Linked DNA regions of Mus musculus: region 1 is linked to region 2. The links are chromatin loops, found by intact Hi-C in ENCODE. Cell type or tissue: heart. All regions are shown on one strand. Links, peaks and the distances in the headings refer to the core of each region. The heading gives the core; the rest is flanking DNA.

Region 1 (10,527 bases), core at 1,205-9,204, 71 kb before region 2:
GGCGTTCTCAAACTTTTAAATTTTATGTGCACCACAGCCTTACTAGATAAACGCATAGCCCCAGGGGCTGGAGAAAGGACTCCGAAGTTAAAAGTTAAAAACTCTGGATGCCCTTCCAGAAGACCTGGGGTTGACTCCTAGTACCCACAAAAGCAGCTGTAACTCCAGTACCAGGGGATCCAATGCCCACTTCTGGCCTCCTTGGATACCAGGCATGTATGTGGTATACAGACATACATGTAAAATAATGCAATAACATTTTAAAAAGAAAATTATAAAAAGGAGCTCTAGGAAATGAGGAGTGATGTGTGATGAATCAAAAGTTCGCATGTCTCTATTTCACTTGTCAAAAGAGCTGGGGACATTTCTATGTGTGTCACTACATGGGTGAGAGTCAGAGAACAGATTGCGGGAGCTGCATCCCCACTCCCAGAAGCTTTGCTCTGGACCTGAGTTTTGGAGCCCTTTGAATCAGCTTCTTCCTTTTGTTGTCTCTGTGATCTTGGGAGAGTTACTTAATTGCTCAAAAATATCTTCCTCGATAAAATGCAAAAATGACAACTCCTAAGTGGAAAAGAAGACAGGAGATACAAACAGAAACTACTTTGTTACATTGTAACTGTCGGTTACATTGTCACTGGCAGTTAACTCCTCATTTTGCAGATAGCAATACTGTGCTTTTCAGTTATCCCCGTATCACCATCAATATATTAAGTTCAGCTTCTGTGTTTTTTCAACAGTACTTTACCTGGTGTCCATAGTTCCCTAAATCATTCCTCTGGCCACCATAGCTAGTTTCCTGGGCAGGGGCTATATCAATCAGACTAAGCCTCGAATTGCCAAAGAAGGTATATCAACAACTAGGTCCATTCAAAACCCTAGCTCCTAAAGAGCCAAAGAGCCGCATGGACTGGACAGACTTAGGAGTGCTGCAGAGCCTTGATGATAAACTTCATGGAAGACAAAATGAGTTGTAGAATGCTGGGAGCTAACACTAGTGGGGACGTGAAGTTCAGTGTAGTTGCCAGATGCTGTAACAGCCAGCAGAGCAGGGAAAACTAGCTGTCATATTTGTTGGGGGAAGAAACATGATTTAAATCATTATCTGTCTTTGTGCACTGTGTGAACCTTGTAAATGATATTTCTTTTTTGACTGATGTAGAAATTAACGCTCAGAGTGGTCAAATAATGATTCATATTCAGGCTCCTTTCTCTCTTAGACAACATCTCATACAGAGAAATCACGTTTGTTCACCAGAACATCTACAATATTTAACCCAAGCAATTTAAACCTCTTAAAAAATAAGAAATATAAAAATGTTTGGTATAAAAACCATGACTATGACCAGGGAGAGTAGCTCTGTGGGAGAACAAACAAAGGCATGGGTTCAGTCTCCTCTGCCACTAAAAACTAGTAGAAATAAAAGAGGTGACACGTCTGTCATGGGTGAAAGTTCACATTTATTTATGTGCTTCCTCCAGGTAAACTCCCCAACCTCACCTCCCAAGGCCATGTTTAATCTAATGTCTAGGAGGCACTTGGTGTGTCTTTGGTGAATGAATGAGTGATCCACCAGTGTTGAGTATACCCAGAAGCTCATAGGCAGATAGGGCATACTTAGCTTACAGTCAAAACATTACACCAATCTTTCTGAAATGAATGAAAAGGTTTCTTAACTATGAGGTTCTTCCATGTGAGCCTCAGCAGAAGACCTGAGAAGTTGAAGACTTTCAGACTCCCCAGGAGATGGTACCAAACAAACATTTGAACAACAACAACAACAAAAACCACCACTGTATTTTTAGCAGGCTCCTAAGATCTCATTTCCATAACTTTAACTGTTGGGCACGGAAGAGCAACAGACCAGCACAGGGTGTGATTGTGTCTTGGGAAAATTCTGCCTTATATCATAAAGTGAAAGAAGAAGGAAACTTTAAAAGAAACCAACACAGCATCCAAGTGACAGATCTAGGGAACTGTTGCTTTGAGCCAAGGAAAATGGAAGATTCAGGGCTGGAGATATGGCTCAGTAGTTAAGAGCATGCTGCTGCTCTTGCAGAGACAGGTGTGTGTCCAGATCACATCCTGGGTCCAGAACCCATATGGCTGCTCACAACCACCTGTAAGTCCAATATCAGAAAGCCCAATCTACCCTTATCTAGCCTCTATAGGTACCAGGTACACATGCGGTACACAATACATACAAGTAGGTAAAATACCCAGATGCATAGATAAAAACAAATCTTTAAAATGTAAGAAAAGATGGAAATTTCAATTTAAGAAGATAGCCCCCAAAGTGTATGATATAACTTATATGGGATGAAAAAAAAAAGTCAAGAAACAGGGAAAAGATTCATCATGGGCTTTGAGCATGACAACAGAATTCAGATTTTCCTGAACCCTTGACCTATCCTCAAAGATCCAGATCAAAAGAATGGCTCTCAGGGATGTGCTTCCTGGCTTTCTGGGCACTGTCCAAAAATCCTTGGGGAGTCTGATTATGTTAGAGAAGTTCATATAGTGTGCTGAAACCTAGTGAGTGGCCTTACTACATCTTTTACATGGACAATTCCTTGAAGCCAGGACCTGTGTTTTATTTTCAGCTTTTTTTTTATTCCCTCGGTTTTATTGAGATAGATATACTTCAAAAATACTTTATATATTTAAGTTTTATAACTTGATGAGTTTGTGGGGATTTTCTCATATTTATTTTTTAAATGTATTCATTTTTATTTTAAAAATTTTCTTCTCTCTTCAGCCCCGCTTGTTCCTGCCCCACTCTTGAACGGCTTTTTTTTTTTTTTTTTTCGGTTTTTCAAGACAGGGTTTCTCTGTATAGCCCTGGCTGTCCTGGAACTCACTTTGTAGACCAGGCTGGCCTCGAACTCAGAAATCCGTCTGCCTCTGCCTCCCGAGTGCTGGGATTAAAGGCGTGTGCCACCACGCCCGGCTTCCGAAAGGCTTATTTTTATTTATCTGTATTATATATTTATATGTATGTGAGTACAATATCACTCTCTTCAGACACACCAGAAGAGGGCATCAGATCTCATTAGAGATGGTTGTGAGCCACCATGTGGTTGCTGGGATTTGATCCCAGGAACTCTGGAAGAGCAGTCGGTGAGCCATCTCTCCAGCCTTATTCATTTTTACTTTATGTGTACGGATATTCAGCCTGCATGCTTGTCAGTGTACCATGTGTATACCTGGTGCCTTTGAAGTTGAGAAGATGACATTGGTCCCCCTGGGACTCAAGTTACAGGTGGTTGTGAGTCCTAGGGACTAAATCCAGGTTTTCTGCCAAAACAGCCAGTGCTCTTGACTTCTGAGCCATCTCTCTAGCTGCACATTGATTTTTGAGTCAGGATCTTGCGGTGTAGCTCAGGCTAGCTTGGAAATCTCAAGGTCCTCCTGCCTCTAATTCCTGAGAGCAGGGGTTATAGTTGAGCACCCTCAGTCACATCCAGCGTCCACTTGCTGTGTTAGTAAGGAGCTATGCCATGTCCCCTTTCAAGTCTCTATAACCTCCAATACTAGTTGCTATACAGAAGCCACCTGTAATGTTTGTTGAATAAATGGCTGAAGAGTAACCAGAGGCACAGGACGGTAGAAGCAGATGGATCTTTTGAGAGTAGAGGCAAGCTAGAGCAAAGCAACTGGTGCCCCAGGGCAGAGCCAATTGGATCAGAGTGAGATGGATGTATTAGATGATGTTGGGACCGTTGCTGAGTATGAAGTACAAAAAAAGCAGTAACTGGAGCCCGAAGGAGAAGAGTAGAAGAGGATTGGTACTGGTGAATCACTAGGAGATCAGTGTGGCCTATGCTAGATCCCCAGGCACTAAGAGCAGGAAATAACAGGCTGCATCCATCAGTCATGCTAATTGGGACTGGTTACCACGCCTGGGCCCGAAGGTAACTGAATCCACTGATAACACTCTAGGAACTCTCTTTTACTTCTCCCTGTCTGTAAGGTACTTACTGCTTACATCTCCTGTTGTAGCCATTTGTCTTTTTCTTAGTAGACTGTAATGAGCTGAAAGCAAAAGCTGTGTCTTAATCATTATTGTGCTGTAGCTGACCACAGTGCTTTGTACACATCGGGCAGTGTACGACTCTTCCTTAGGTGTGCACCTTCAGCACATCATTCCGTATTGGTTTACTTGATGGCCTCAGTATTTAGATCGTGAACTCAATGGGCTTGTGTCAGATTAATCTGTTTCCTTTTGGCTTGGAACTTCGTTTTGCAAACTTTTATTGGCTTAAATTGTGTTCAAGTAAGTGCATGAATAAAAGAGTGGATGAAAGAATGGTAAAAATGTGGGACTAGGGTGTCAAAAAGACCTATGCTGTTCAAGTGCATTTTCTCTTACATATTTATCTGTATGATTGTGGCATCAATAAACCTATAAAACTTGGGAGATGGTGGTGGAAGGCCTCTGATTTACATACAGTTTAAATGGAATACTCATTGTGGATCTTCCTATGCAAATCTCTAGTCACTACCTTAAAGAGTAACCGCAGGCAAAGGGCAGTGGAAGCAGGTGGATCTTTTAAGAGTGAAGGCAAGGTAGGGCAAAGCAACTGGTGCCCGATGCTTCTACAGCACAGGAGAGATGTGAAGTAAGGGGGGGGGAGCACAGGTCTAGGTGCTAAAATCAGGACAGATAGATAACTCAGCACCTGCACTACAGAAAGATACCTTAAAGCTAAATGATTGATTTGTAGGTCCTCATTGAGTTCCATGTGAATGAATCAATGTTACACCACTATGATTACTGGTTTCTTGTGCAATGAAATTTAAGGTTGACCTTGAAAAGAAAAAAAAACCCATAAAGATTGATGGAACAACATGTAAAAACATTGGATCCAGAGTGTAAATTCACTCCCATTGCAGGAAACATGGCTAAATCAGACAGCTTTTTAAAGCCTCGCTGGTTCGTTAGATTTTTTTTTCTTTTTAAAAAATGGTTTCCCCTCACAGAGGCCAGAAGAAAATAACAAAAGTTGACCCTCACATAAAGTATACTATGTCCCCAGACATTAATGTGATTTGTACATATTAACTCATTTCTCACAACATTTTGTGAGGGAGACCATTGCGTTCTCCATTTTAGAATTGATAAGTCTGAGGGACGAGAGGTAATACAACGTGATCAAGGTCACAGAGCTAGAAGTGAGGGAGCTGAGAGTCACAGTCAGGAGTATGCCTCCAATAAGCTAAGAGAGAAAGGGAGGGAGGGAGAGAGAGAAAGAGAGAGAGAGAGAGCGCGCACTGGTTTAGGTATGTAGCTCATTTGTGTGGAATATAAAGAAAATCACTCATCTTTTTTGATTATGGCAACTCCAGCATTTACAAAGAGTCAGCCAGCTATTACGGTAATACATGCTTCAGTTGCATCCTTAGTCTTCTTCACAATAAACTTGGAAGGTATTTCATCCTCATTTCCAAGACATTCCGTCCTCCTCCTCCAAAAAAAAAAAAAAAAAAAAAAAAAAAAAGGTTGAGTGATTAAAACGATTAGCCCAAAGACGGCCATGCAAATAAGAAAACTGCACTGGGAGCTCTTTGCCGGCAGTGAAATCAGGCGAAAGGAGGACCCCACAGGGATGCCAGGAGAGTACAATGAAATAATGGATGTAAAAAGGCCTCGACGAACAAGTGCAAGGGCTAAGGCCTGTGCATTTGCTTCGCGGGAAAACCGGTTCCCCAGGACCTGGTCCCAGGCTTTCTGGCCCCAACCCAACGCCTTCTCCTCCCAGTGCCTAGCTTTCTCTTCAAATCTCTTTCTCCGTCTCCTCCACTCCTGCCCCCCAAGCCTCAGCCGGGCGGCAGAGCGGAGAATAGAAGGTCCGCGCGCGAGCAGGAGGCGGGGCACCCCGAACCTTTCGAGGGGCCGGTCTGCGCGCGTGCGCCGTCCTTCGGCGGCTTCAACCGCCCCGGCTCGGTGGCCAATCAGAGTGCCCGGCGCGCTCGAGACGTCTCAACGTCCTGTGGGTCGTGTGCGTACGGAGGGAGGCAACGTAAGGGCGCTCGGCGAGCCCGTCTCTCCTCGAATGAAAGGAAACTACCCCTGGCGACAGAGCCCCGCTCTTCGGCAGTGCCGGAGAACCGACTCCCGCCTTCCCCGTCTTCCCTCGTGGGCGCTGTCCTCCCTTCGCCCAGCCGTGAGCCCCACTGGTGAGTTCCCCGCGGTAGCCAGGGGCCCCCCATTCTCTCTCTGGCGGGAGAAGACGAAGAGGATGGCGGTGGCCAGGCCGCCGCCCCTGCCCGTTGTTACGGGGGGGACTGGCGGTGGTCTCCTTCATTGTCAGGGACCCCCAGAGGCGCCGCGCATTGTCGGTGCTCCCTACAGAGGCTGGCGACCTAGTGCCGTGGGGGCGCTGAGGGACATGTTAGGCGGCAGCCTAGACTTCGGGGGAGGGGGCTTCACATCGGAGGAGAGAAATACTGGGATGGGGGCTTCAAAAAAAAAAAAACTCTGCTGACGCTTAGATGGTTTCAGTGGTAAGGAGGGTGACTACTTCCGAAGTGTAAGAGAAAAAAAAAATGGTTAGGATGGCATGAGGGTAAGCCTTACGGAATGAGGGGGAGAAAAAGAAAAACTCCCCAGTAAGGGGAATCGGGCGAAAGTGATGGATAAGGAGATGCTTCGGAGTCAGGTCCTTAGAGGACGAACTCCTGGGGAAGGGAGGAGTGTGAAGAAGGTGATATTTTCCTGAATTCCAGAGACTTGGCCAAGGACAATCGGAGGGGGGGGGGACCCCGACTTTCTGGCTGAAAGGAACCTACTGAAGTGTTGGGAAGGAAGAGACTTTTTCGAGTTTATCCAGCGCCTTGGTTAGAGGGAGATCTAGGAGGCTAGTGTGCGATTGGGGAATACATAACGGAGAGAATCCGCTCTGTTTCCTGCCTGGTCCTTTATTACATGGGCGAACAGCACGGCGTTCTTTTGCAGTTTCTATTCGTTTCGATATTCTGTGTGAAAGTGAAAAACAAATCTTTTGATGTTTGAAAAGCCTTTAATTTTCCTCTGGTTCCTACGTAATATCGGGTCTTATTCATACAGTTCAAATTTCTTCACTACCCTTTGGCTTGAAACAACTGGAAAATTCCTTTAGTTTCCTTTTGAATAACCGCAAAAAAAAAAAAAAAAAAAGCAGTGCGAAGCATGTAATAATATCGTGCAACCAAATTCAGGTGCCCTTCCGGTACATTTCCTATTCATTTATTTCTCTTCACTGCAACTTTGCTGAGAGAAAGACCGTGTTATCTTTGGAGGATCGCACTTATATCTGTGAATTTCAACTGGCTTGCATGCGGAAGGTTTTTCATCTTCCGGAACTGCAGTTTTGTTTTGTTTGTTTTTTTCGGTAGAAAACGTTCTTTTAAGATACTAGCCATTGACTAAGCTCTCGAGTTGGTTCTCGAATGCCCTCCTTGGTCATCCAGGTGGTTTCTACCTCGATGCTTCACAGCATCTTGGAAAATCGGAAATGCATTCATTGTTTCAGCGGGGTTTCTTTTTCAGACATTTAAACTGTATTTCCCATAAAATTACTGTTGTTTCTTTCACCTTTACACATTATCCATAATGTTACCTTTCTTTGAAACATCTCATTGTTGGGTTAAAGTATTGAACTTTGAGCTTTGCCTGTTCTTGAAAAACCTTTAAATTAAAACGAAAGCGCTCAATAGATGTTTTTGAGCCCCATAAGTAATGCTGATTGAATGTCCTTATTCTGCTTAACCCTAGACCACAAGTGTGACAGTAGTAGATAAAAATCTGTATTTTTTTTGATAGACAGTTTTGCTAGGCGTCATTGTTTCCATGATGGGCTCTGCTGCTGCATGGTTTATAAGGCAGATGTAAAAAATCAGCAAGCTCTGCACACATGCATTATTTGAATTTTAGTGGAAAAATCCAATTAGTCATTGCATAGCAAGGCAAATTTTTAATCGTTTGTTGCACATTTGTGTGTTTCTGTTCACTTTCAAATAAAATATAAATTACCAAGAAATGTGTGAATGCTTTACAATGCAAAGTAAGTATATGTGTGTATGTATGTGTGTGTGTGAAAATATATATATATATATATATATATATATATATATATATATATATATATATATATATATTCTCTTTTAGATTTTGGAATCTTTGGTATCTAGAAAAGCAGGTTCTGAAAATTAAGATGAAAAAATACACTGTTTGTTAGTTAAAAGAGGCAATAGTGAATAAAGATAGAATGGAGCGGGGTACCATTTCAGATTCAATTTGGGGAATAAAGGATGATTTTCCCTCTAAGAATTTTGCTTATCTTCAGCCATTTTTTAAAAGCTAGTGCTGGGATTGTTTAGAAACAACACATTAAAGATGCCTATGAAGATAAGATTTGTAATGTAGCATCTTTTCAGCTGCCCCGGCTGACCTGGAGAAATGCTGAATACATACATCATGGTGACTTAACAGTGCCTATAATTCATTGCATGGTAGTAAAGAAAACACATTTAGAACTCCAGTAGCAGATCTGGGTGCTATTTATGAATCTTGGTGTTTTTGCATAGCTCTAAAAACTGGAGCAGCTATATTTTTCATAAAGCAAGTGGACATATACTTGCCAGAGCAAATGCAAACACACTTCCTCTTTTGTTTCTTTTGTTTCTCTGCTTTCTTCTTTTTTTTTTTTTAATGCTAAAAGCTTTGCTGCCTATTTCCAATTAGTTTCAGGGTTTATAGCCAGTGTTCTGAAATCAGTATTACTGAGAAGTACCCCATGGCACTTGGAAGACTGGGGTATTTAAAATTATAGGTAGCATTAAGAGTTTGTTAAAATCAGCAAAGGAGAGACAGCAAAACCTTTGAAGTCTCGTTCAAAAGCAAATAGTGGATATAAATTAATGAGAAGAAATGTTTTCTTTGTGGCTTCATATTACTTTACATCCTGATGATCCTCCGTGAATGGCTCTGAATGGCGCATTACCTTGCTGCTGCTGCTGCTGCTGTTACTGCTGCTGCTGCTGCTGAAGAGATGCTTCTCAGAGAGTTACCAACTAGTTAGTGAGCCATGTCTCTAAGCACAATGTCCTGAGAATATTTAAATGTATATAAATGGCAATAACTGAATAAACTAATTTGAAGACAGACGTTTGAGATTCTATTGATTGTGATGAGTGTTATGCCAACCTGGGTCTAAGCTGCTTATTCCCAGTAATTGGGCGAATTATACAGATCAAAACACTGATTTGAAATTTGTTGAGTGATGGTATTAAATGATGTCTGTTGAGAATGATGATCCAAATCTGTAGACTTCTGTGTTACAGCTTTTCTTCCCTTTTTTGGTTTGACGGTACAGCCTATAATTATAATCTGATCAAATGTGAGGCTCATTCAGAATTTTCCTTCCACTTCACAGCATTGCTAACTTATATATGGAAGTTAGCATTGCTAACTTATATGTGAAAGTTGCTGCATGTAGGAGATCACTATCAGATTGCCTTTTAATAAGTAGACTTGGGATAAATCTCAGTCAAATAAAATGGTTTAGTAAATAGTGGGATCCTAAAGACTGCATTTTATGGTACACGAGTAGAAGCTTTATTATTTCATTACAAGAAAAGGGAACAATAGCAATAGTCTAAGGTCAAAAACATGATTTTCTTATATTTGAAGTATTTCAAGTTTTAAAAATAACTGTTTCAAAGTTATGCTTAATTTTACTTTTAATACTTTATTCAGTATGTGAACTGGACAAAATCAAGCAACTAAATAATTCAGTTCTCTCAATATTTTGTAGTTTTCTTTGTAGTTTTAACTTGTTCTTAGATCTTCATCATTCTGTTTCCTTGGTGGACATATATCTAAACTTGAAATTTATTTTTTTATCTTTAATTATACTAGTGGATGATTTAATTTTGTGATTTTGGTTTTCTGGATGGTCCTCAGGCTCACCTTGTGGTGCAGGCAGGCCTCTTACTTATGACCTTTTACCTGAACCGAAGCTGTGTTATATATTCTTATCACACAAGAGGAATTTGATTTCACATCTTCTAATTTGGATTTATTTTGATTTCTCTCAATGACTCTAGATTTGATTGCTTTCTTGCCACTTCTTTTTCCCTTTCTTAACATCTATTATGTATGGAAGGCATCTTGGGTTTTTGATATTTATCTCTACTAGTATTTAAGTAAACTATATTACAACCTGGGTCAGATATAGAGCTACTTGTGTGGATCCGTATAAGGTCATTTTGAATGGAAATTAACCATTTTGTTGCCGTTTTTATCCTCTATAGCATTTCTTGAGGCTTAAAGTGGCAGTCTCTAAACACTTTAAAAATCATGTCAAGCTCAATTGAACAGAAAAAAGGGTCTACGAGACAGCGTAAATGTGGCTTTTGTAAGTCAAATAGAGACAAGGAATGTGGACAGTTACTGATATCTGAAAACCAGAAGGTGGCAGCACACCACAAGTGCATGGTGAGTATACTGGCATCCATCAAGGCACCGAAAAACCATTCTCGAG
Region 2 (10,527 bases), core at 1,300-9,299:
TGACCAGAGAGGCCTCATACACATGTCCAGGATGTGAAAATCCGTCCTTGTCATATACATCCTAGCCACAGTTTGCCCCTTTGTATTTTTCAGACACTAAAGGGATTGTAAATATAGCCAGAAAATCTTTAGAGGTGGACAGTTTTAAAAGTCACCTTGGAAGCCATTTACATGGGAATTTGAGTTTGGCACTGCCTGGCAGGAAAAGATATAATTTCATTACAAAAACACTTTACCTATTTAAAAGTAACCTACTGTGAGTCAAGCTTCTTACTCACTTCAGTACATTTGATGGGGAGCTTGAGAGATGGCTCAGTGGTTAAGAGCACAGCCTGTTCTTTCAGAGGACCTGGGGTCAATTGCCAGCCCCCACATGCTGGCTCACAATTGCCTATACCTCCAGTTCCAGGTAATCTGAAGTCCTTTTCTGGCTTCTGTGGGTATCAGGTGCCTACATGGTACATAGACATACATGTAAAGTAAAACACAAAATAATAAAAACCAAACGATATAAATAATTGAAATTATAAATTAATAATAAATAAAATTATAATGAGTAAATAATACAATCATTTTAAAATAAAAACACAAACTAATTTTTTTTCTGAGACAGGGTTTCTCTGTGTACTTGAACTCACTCTGTAGACCAGGCTGTCCTCGAACTCAGAAATCCGCCTGCCTCTGCCTCCCAAGTGCTGGGATTAAAGGCGTGCACCACCAATGCCCGGCTACAAACTAATTTTTTAAGAATTATTTTACTTATATGACTACACCATAGCTGTCTTCTTCAGACACACCAGAAAAGGGCATCAGATCCCATTCCAGATAGTTGTGAGCCACCATGTGGTTTCTGGGAATTGAACTCATGACCTCTGGAAGAGCAACCAGTTCTCTTAACTGCTCAGCCATCTCTCAAGCCCAAACATTAGCTAATTTTGTTACACTTAGTGCATGTGGGTGTACTTGTGCCACTGTACATGTGTGGAGATCAGAGAACAATTCAGAGGAATTGGTTCTCTCCTTCCACTGCATGGATCTGGAGGGTGGAACTCAGGTTACCAGGCTTGGTGGGAAATTCCCTTACCATATGAGCCATCTTCCTAGCCATTCTTTGTCTTCTATTTTATTTTTATTTATTTTTCTTTATGTTTGTATCTCCCACCCTGTACAAAAATCTATTTAAAATGGATAAAAGACCTTAATATAAAACCCTAAACACTGAAACTACTCAAGGAAAACACTTTTAAGATATGGGAAAGAATTTTCAGGAAATGTTACAATAACCCAGTAAGTAATGCCAAACAAGGCTGGGCAGTGGTGGTGCACGCCTTTAATCTCAGCACTTGGGAACTTAGGAAGCAGAGGCAGGCGGATTTCTGAGTTCCAGGACAGCCAGGGCTACAGAGAAACCCTGTCTCGAAAAAAAAAACAAAAACAAAAACAAAACAAAAAATAATGCCAAATAATCCAAAACCTACCGCATTGCAAGGAAAACACTGAACATAGAGGAGACATCCTACAAAATGGGCGAAAATCTTTGCCAGCTACATGTTAGAGGTATAATATCTAAAACATAGGAAGAATGCCTTTTCATTGTCTTCACACTCTTTGTCTACACTGTGAATCTAAACTATAAAACGTTTGCAATATGCTATTGCATACATTAAGTATATATGATGTTCTCAGGCCTCCAATATATACAGCAGAGACTACCTGGCCTGGCCTCAGTGAGAGAAGAAGCACCTAATCTTTGAGAGACATGAGGCCCCAAGGGAGTGGGGAGGACTTGCAGGAGTGGGAGGGACAACCTCTTAGATACAGGGGGGGAGGAGGAATGGGATGAGGAACTGTGGGAGGGTGGACTGGGAGTGGGGTAATGACTGGGCTGTAAAAATAATAATAATAATAATAATAATAATGATAATATATGATATAGGGCCAGATATGGTGGTTCATACCATCAATCCCAGCACTTGGGAGGCAGAGGTATGCAGATCTCTGAGTTTGAGCCCAGCCTGGTCTACAGAGCAAGTTCTAGGACACCAGGGTTACATTGAGAAATCTTGCCTCAAAAAAACAAAAAGAAGATCAAGACATGATGTAGGGCTGAAGAGATGACTCAAAGGCTGTGAGCACAAACTACTGCTGAAGAAGATCCAAGTTTAGCTCCCAGGGATCACATCGGACAACACAGCTGCCTATAATCCCAGTTCACAGGCATCTGACACCTCTGATTTAATTACATAAACAACTAAAAATAAAAAACCATCTTTCTTTAAAAATTATTTATGAGTACACTGTAGTGCCTTCAGACACACCAGAAGAGGGCATTGGATCCCATTACAGATGGTTGTGAGCCACCATGTGGTTGCTGGGAATTGAACTCAGGACCTCTGGAAGAACAGTCAGTGCTCTTAACCACTGAGCCATCTCTCCAGCCCTGTTTGGTTGGTTTTTGAAACAAGGTTTTTCTGTGTAGCCCTGGCTGTCCTAGAACTTGCTCTCTAGACCAGGTGACCCTGGAACTCAGAGATCTACCTGCCTCTGCCTCCTGAGTGCTAGGATTAAAGGTGTGCACCACCACTGCCAGGCTACTATGAAAAATAAAATGGTACATGAGCCAGGTTTGGTAGCTCACACCTGCACTCCTAGCACTCAGAAGGAGGATTGTTGCAAGTCTGAGGCGAGCTTAGGTTGGTTACACAGTAAATCCTGGGCTACATAGCAAAAGCTTGTCTCAAAAGGCATGTTATCATAGCTAATGTTTCTTCTATTGTAGTGATAAAGTTGGAACCTAGGACCTTGTAAATGCTCAGTACTGACCTACCCCTTGAGCTCCTAGTTAATTATGCCTACTGTCCTGCTCTATTGTTTTTGCTTGTGATGCGCCAACATTTGGGTCATGAGATGAAGAAGCGAGCCTTTGGTAATAGTAATAATCTAGGTGAACTGGGAAGATGAGCGGAGCATGAGGTACCATAACTCAAGTTCATCCTAGCCTACAATTTTAAAAATTTATATGTTTGAAAATGTAAATAGGGGTTTTGCCTGCATGTATGTCTGTGTTCTATATGTGTGAAGTGTTCTTGGAGCGCAGAAGAGAGGTTTGGATTCCATGGAACTTAAGTTACAGATGATGATATAGATATTGCGAATCAAACCTGTAGCCCCTGTAAGAGTGTTTTTAACCACTGAGCAATCTCGTCAGCCCCATAGTTTGTACTCTTACTTAACATTGCACAATGTATGCTTGTGGCCAGACATGTGAGAAAATCCCCACATACCTAGAAAGTCTGCAAAAGGTAACATTGGGATGCCCTGTAACTGGAAAAAGCAACTGACCTCACAGATCTCAGAGGGTAGAGAGATCAGTAACTACAGGTTAGAGATAGCATCAGAGCCTACAGGTTGAGGGCTCTGTCTTACAAGACTCTTTCCCACTTCAGGTGCCCATTACATGTTCCAGGCTGTGATTTGTACTTCTGACCAACCAGCAATTAAACAGAGGTTCTCATGATACCCTCCTCAGATTCAGTTCTTATTAGAACAGTTGTAGTCCCGGGAAACCCTTAATGCTTAGCAGTGTACTCTAAAGACTATTTAAAAAGATGCAGATAAACACCCGCGTGGATGAGAAGTAGGGTGGGGTATGGGTGGGGTCATGGAGTGCTCATGCTGTCTCTCATAACACTATTCCCCTAGGATGACCATGTGTTCAGCATCCCAGAAAACGCATGACATCTTATTGTTCAAGAGTCTTTAGTTTTATTTTTGAGATTACAATATAATTACATTGCTCCCTCCAAACCTTCCCATACACACCTCACAACTCTCCTTCAAATTCATGACCTTGTTTTCACTAATTGTTATTGATTGCTTGTGTGTGTGTGTAGAAAACATATATATATCCTCCTAAATCTGTATAACGTTACTTGCATATGTTTTTTCAGGGCTGACCTTTTTTTTTTTTTTTAAAGATTTATTTATTTATTTATTTATTTATTTATTTATTTATTATATGTAAGTACACTGTAGCTGTCTTCAGATGCACCAGAAGAGGGCATCAGATCTCATTACAGATGGTTGTGAGCCACCATGTGGTTGCTGGGATTTGAACTTCGGACCTTCAGAAGAGCAGTCGGGTGCTCTTACCCACTGAGCCATCTCACCAGCCCCCAGGGCTGACCTTTTGGCACTACACAAAGAACTGGTGTGGTCTTCCCTCACCACCTTTCCTGCTCCCAGTTTTCCTCTGTTTCCTATACTCCTTTCTGTAGGGCTGAAGCCTCATGGGATTTTCCCCATCCACTTTGGCATGTCTCTTGGTGTTGTCCATGTGTATGTAGCTCTAGCATGGGCAGTCATGCTGCTGAGAATTTATGGAGCTTGCTTTTGGCATTAACTAGGAGACATAACCTCATAGCAATCTCCTTGATCAGTTCACGGGTCTTTTATGGAGCTGGATTCCCCCGAATCCCAGATGTCATATGTGCAATTCAAATTCCAGTCCTCTAGTCACTTAATCTTCCTGTGACAAGCCCAAGGTTACCTCAGACCTATTTGTAAGTCATCTATTAACAGCCTCTACTGGAATCAAAGGCTGCTGGTGATGTAGCTCAGTGGCAGAGTGCTTGTCTAGAATGTCCTGAGCCTGATCCCCAGCATCATAGACAAAAGAAAACGAACTTCCAGCCTTTGGCAGAGAGCCCCACTTGCCATCCCCTCCTATTTTAATTTGAAGATGACTAATCTCAGCCTATCTAGAAGCAGTAAGTATTTCTTCTTTGGGAATGCACCTCTTACTATGGAACACTGTGAAGACTAACCATTACAACAATATTTCTGGTACTTACTAGAACACATGGAATTTAATCACCTGGTAACATCAGACTAACCCAACTGAAAGGGAAATCTGCAGGCAGTTAGCCAGAAATACCTAGGTCATGACAGGCTGAGTCTGAAGAACTCTTGAATGGCAACAAAGAATAAGAAAATAAGTAAAGATAAACCAGGCCTGGTGGATTCTTGCACTGTGTAGGTAGAGGCAGCGGCAGGTGGGTCTCTCTGAATCCAAGGCCAGCATGTTATACACAGGTAATTCTAAGCCAGTCAGAGATACATAGTGAGGCCATGTCTCCAAAACAAGCAAACAAACAAAAACAGAAAAAAGGAAAGATAACATGTGTCCTTGGATTGGACCCTAGTCCAGAAACACAGGGCAAAAATGGATCTTCTGGTCAAAGACTCCTCACCTCTGGGTCTGGATAAAAAGAGGGTAGGAAGCAGTTAAGATATGTTTGGAGTGCAATTTATGTAGTTCATCCACTGAGCCCATCTGAGAATTAGTAGCCAGGCATGGTGTCACTTGCCTGTGATTAAGGCTCTTGGCAGATGAAGGCAGGATCAGGAGTTAAAGGTCATCCTTAGCCACAAAAAGAGTTCCAGGTGAGCTGAGTTGTCTGACACCCTGTCTCTAACACACCTCCTCTAAACAAGTACAGGTAGTGAGGGTGGAATGAAATCAAATTACTGGAGAAACTTATATTCGGAATATAAGAGAGGGAGCTGATCAAGGGCTTTTAAAGGATTGCAGAAAGGTGCTGCTGCCCAAAGGATAGCTATGCAGTGCCCACTAAGTCCCCGCTAAATACTTAGATTCTTCTTGTTCAATTTCTACGTCAAGTTTCTCTGCTCATTATGAAAAGTGATGCAATACTTTAAATGAGTACCTCTAGTAAATCACTGGACTTCACAGATAGCTCAAGCAAGCTGGACATTTCAACTAGAAAATCAGTTAGTTCTATTAGTTAAGATTTTCCATAGAAACAGCCAGTCTGTCTACATATATCTCTCCAGATATTTATGTGGAGAGAGAGGAGGTAAGGGGTAGAGATTTTTTTTTTAATTTGGCTTACATGATTGTGAAGGCCCTGTTCAATCCCAATTTGATAGAAGTAATTGCAGTAGGTTGGAGACTCGGGGGAAAGCTGACATTCTAATTACAAGGCAGTCTGCAGGAAGAATACCTTCTCACTCAAGGGAGGTCGATCTTTGCTCTCTCATGGCCATCAGCTGAGGAGATGTAGACTAATGAGGGTCACTTAAAAAATTCCAACATTATGAGTTAGAATCCTTGTCGAGCAAGCATAAGGACCAGAGCTTAGATTCACGTGATCTCCTGTTTGTAACTGGAAGGCTTGTGGACGCAGGGAGAAGGGGAAGACAGTAGATGGGCCAGCATGGAACTGGGCAGGACTAGGTGGAGACAGAAGAATTATGCGGCTGTCCAGGTGCCAGACTGCTCCATGATCAGTAAGAGATTCTGTCTTAAACAAGGAATAAAGTAGAGAATGACAGAGCCTTCTCTAGCCCCCATGCTCACAGGCACACATATTGAATATGTACAGATACATCACACACACACACACACACACACACACACACACACACACACACACACACGTTCCCAAGCGCACACACAGAACTAAAAACTTTTTTTTTAAAAAAAATCAATGTTAAGAATAAGTGTTTTGTGTAATATTTCTTGTGGAAATATATACGTATATACATCTTTTCTTTTTCTTTTTTGAGATAGAGTCTTCTGTAGCCCAGCCTGCCCTCAAATGTGCTGTCACCAAGACCGGCCTCTATCCTCTTGCTTCAGCCTCCTAAGTGCTGGGATTAGAAGTGTGAGCTATCACAGCCAACTCCAGAAATTTGAAGGACTATTTTGGAATCCAGCATGGCTTTGGTAGGGACAGAATGACAAGGTTCCTGTGCCTGGGACAGAGCAAGCTGGAGTAGGCCTCCACGGATGTCAATGGCTGTTATGGGCATAAGGCTTGTTTGTATAATAATGTAAATATTTTCACATGTTCCTCTGAAGAATGTCCTCCCTGTTAATATTTAGTCAGACAGCATTAGTTCAAGAGGTGAAGGTGTGACTAATGTCTCAGCAAAATGGTACATCCTGGGGCCTTCAGGACAGCCTTTAAGACTGTGGAAAAGAACTCTAAAAAATGAGTTTGAAAATATATAATTCCTCAACTATGCGAAAAATAAAGATGAAATATGAATTGTATAAAGAGATTCACAGATCTAAAGGAACAGAGGCAGCTCCACTATGAGTCAGATTGTCAGAAAGATACAAAGACAGGCAGATACAAAGGCAGGCAGGCAGATTCTGGGTTCAAGGTCAGCCTGAAAATTTAGGGCCAGGCATGATCGGAATGGTAATTCCAGGGTGGGGTCCCACCCAGCTATCTTATTATCTATGTTTATGCTTGCTTGCAGTCCCTTCCCAAGAGACAAGGGGTAAGGTAATCAGCTAATGCTGATTCATAGGGTGGTCACAAGTGAACCAGGAATAAATCATAAAACATGGGCTTTTGGTCTGCAGGAGATGAGCTAGCAAAAGGCAATAGCAGTTCTTTTTAGAATTTTTCTCTAGTGAGAACTCAGCTGTCTGGAGATCTCTGGAGAGCGAACACAGCTCTTCAATTTTTTTTTCTAACAGACTTTCTTGTTTTAGTCACAAAATCCATGGAGAGAGCATAGCTCTTTTAGAAATTTTCATAGTGTTTTAAGAACTTTTTCTAATAGGTCAGAAATCCCAAGAATTACTTAGAGAGTGGATATAGCTCTTTTAGAAGGCTCTCTAGCTGCTATCCAGAGAAGGCTGTCTGAAGGATTTTTAGAATTCTAAATGTCTGAAGGCACTTTTAGAATTTTTTTCTGGCTTTCTGATTTTGATCGGAAAACCCAAGAATTATTATTATTATTATTATTATTATTATTATTTGGTTTTTCGAGACAGGGTTTCTCTGTGTAGCCCTGGCTGTCCTGGAACTCTCTTTGTAGACCAGGCTGGCCTCGAACTCAGAAATCTGCCTGTCTCTGCCTCCAAGAATTATTTTTAGAATTTTTTTCTAATAGGATTTCTGATTTGGTCAGACAATCCAAGATTTTTTTTATAGTAGCTTTTCTGACTTTGGTCTAAAAACACATGGGCTCTCCACAGAGCTTTTAGAATATTTACTAGGAGAGAGAGCTATCTGTCTTGAACAGAAAACTAGCTGTCTCAACCAAAAAGTTTTTAGAATACTAGGAAAAAGCTGTCTAGAGCAGAGCAGAACACACACGCGTGCGCGCGCGCGCGCGCGCACACACACACACACACACGCACACACACAAACACACACAGAGAGAGAGAGAGAGAGAGAGAGAGAGAGAGAGAGAGAACAGTAGAGGAAAGTCATCTCAACAGAACATAGATCCAAGTTGGGGAGGAAAGGGTTTATTCAGCTTACACTTCCACTTTGCTGTTCAGCCTGCTCTCTCTCTCTCTCTCTCTCTCTCTCTCTCTCTCTCACTCTCTCTCTCTCTCTCTGGTTTTTCGAGACAGGGTTTCTCTGTGTAGCCCTGGCCGTCCTGGAACTCACTCTGTAGACCAGGCTGGCCTCGAACTCAGAAATCCACCTGCCTCTGCCTCCTGGGATTAAAGGCGTGCACTACCACTGCCTGGCTAGCCTGCTCTCTCTTATAGAACCAAGACTACCAGCCCAGAGATGGCATCAGCCACAAGGGGACCTCCCCTCTTGATCACTAATTGAGAAAATGCCTTGCAGCTGGATTTCGTGGAGGCACTTCCCCAACTGAAGCACCTTTCTCTGTGATAACTCCAGCCTGTGTCAAGTTGACACAAAACTAGCCAGTACAATAACTATTCAAACAAAGGCAGAAGTTGAGGTGGTATTTTTTTCTTCTGCAGTGCCTTAGAGTGACTGCCAAATTTGGCACCTGTTCGGCATGTGTTAGGAATGGACTCCAGATCCAAGGTAGAGAAATTTTGGGATCCATTTGACTGTATATGATAACATTTTTTTTCAGTAATATCATGTAAGAATTAGTAATAGTCACTTTCCCGAACTCATATTAAATTGGAAAACAAAACTCTAAATGTAATGTCTGATCTGAATAAAGTGCTTTGTAGATCAGCTTGTTTACTTTTCAAAAAACCATAACTTCTTTCATCTTGTACTGTGTGGGGTGTTTCCCACCATACAGTGAGGCAAGAAGGTTGCAAATTCCAGGCCAACTGAGACTAGAAAGCAAGACTCTCACTCAAAAGGAACAAAACTCCATGATCCATTGTTAAAGTCTAAGAAGATGAGGGCAGTGCTGGCAAAAGCCTTTAATCCCATCACCCAGCAGGAAGATCTTTGTGAGTTCAAAGCCAGTCCGGTCTAGGGAGAGAGTTTCAGGACAGCCAGAGCTACACAGAGAGACCCTGTCTCAGAAAACAACCAAAAGCAAACGAAACCAATAAAACAAACAAAAAAAACCCCACATCTACCATCAAATTTCTCATATTAGTATCCTTAATAAAAGCGTGGCCACTGACTATAGTCAAACATGGTAATGGGTGCTGGGTAGATACAAATGGAGATATTGACAGTAGCATTAGGGGCAAGCAACTGCTGGCTGCTTTTGAAAATAGAGGACGATTTTGTTTTCTGATTTCACATTGGATAGTCAGATGTCTATAATCCCAGTACTTGGGAGATGGAGACAAGAGGAACAGGGGTTCCAGGCCATACTCAGCAACAAAGTAAGTTTGTGGCCAGCTTGGGCTATAGAAGGACCTGTCTTAAAAAACAGACCTGTCTTAAAAAATATCTAATAGGTAAACAAAATATAAAACAAATTCCATGCAGGAAATTGTGGAGAAAAAAATAAATATGAATAACAGCCACAGTTCCCATACATTGTGTACTTTTATATTGTGTCCCATATGTATGCTCGCTCAAATGTATGTGTGCAATCCTTTAATTCCCCCATATTCCCATCAAGTACGGTTAATATGCTTACTTTATCTATTTATTTGTTTATTCATTCTTTTTTTGTTGTTGTTGTATAAGATTGAACCCAGAAGCCGGGCGCGGTGGCACACGCCTTTAATCCCAGCACTCGGGAGGCAGAGGCAGCCGGATTTCTGAGTTCAAGGCCAGCCTGGTCTACAAAGTGAGTTCCAGGACAGCCAGGGCTATACAGAGAAACCCTGTCTCAAAAAAAAACCAAAAAAAAAAAAAAAAAAGATTGAACCCAGAGCCTCTTAGAGCCCAAATGTACTACTGCTCTGCTCTCTTCCTGGCTCTTTTATTTTTTCAAACACTAGTCAGTCAGTTTGTTCGTTCGTTGGTTAGTTAGTTAGTTAGTTGTTTTTCAGCCAGGGTCTCACTTTGTAATGCAGGCTCGTCTGGAATTCACAGTTGTAATTCTCCTACCTCTGTAGTGCTGGGATTACACATATGTGTCGCCACACCTGACTAAAATCAACATGTAAGAAATGGCATCTTATTTGGTAATATATGAATCTCTATCAGCATTTCTTTTGTGTGTGTTGCAGTCATGTGCAAGATGTCTTTCTCCATCCCTATTCCACCTTAACAATTTTTATTTTGAAGCAAGATCTTAATTGTCTGGGTAGGTCGAATATGTATGTGATTCTCCTTTCTTGGTAGCTGG

What was found. A loop is a pair of places that touch in the nucleus more often than their neighbours do. Peaks named below come from ENCODE experiments on the same cell type or tissue, not always from the same donor. Only the 100,000 strongest peaks of a DNase experiment are listed, where the experiment ranks them.
Region 1: it touches region 2 in a loop (2.4-fold over the local background); 2 of 42 quality-filtered maps call a loop at or near these places.

The regions. Positions count from the first base shown.
Region 1 is chrX:52,906,256-52,916,782 of GRCm38, forward strand. Phf6 (PHD finger protein 6) reads left to right here and starts at 5,959. Exons shown (of 11, transcript NM_027642.2): 1 at 5,959-6,181; 2 at 10,298-10,481. The coding sequence starts at 10,344. In heart, for the core only: a CTCF peak has its summit at 5,982; a DNase peak (open chromatin) is centred at 5,956; H3K4me3 peaks cover 2,222 bases; H3K27ac peaks cover 1,473 bases.
Region 2 is chrX:52,976,999-52,987,525 of GRCm38, forward strand. No RefSeq gene overlaps it. Among named protein-coding and RNA genes, the nearest start is that of Hprt, 5.8 kb to the right of the region's middle. In heart, for the core only: no CTCF peak of the experiment used is centred there; no DNase peak of the experiment used is centred there.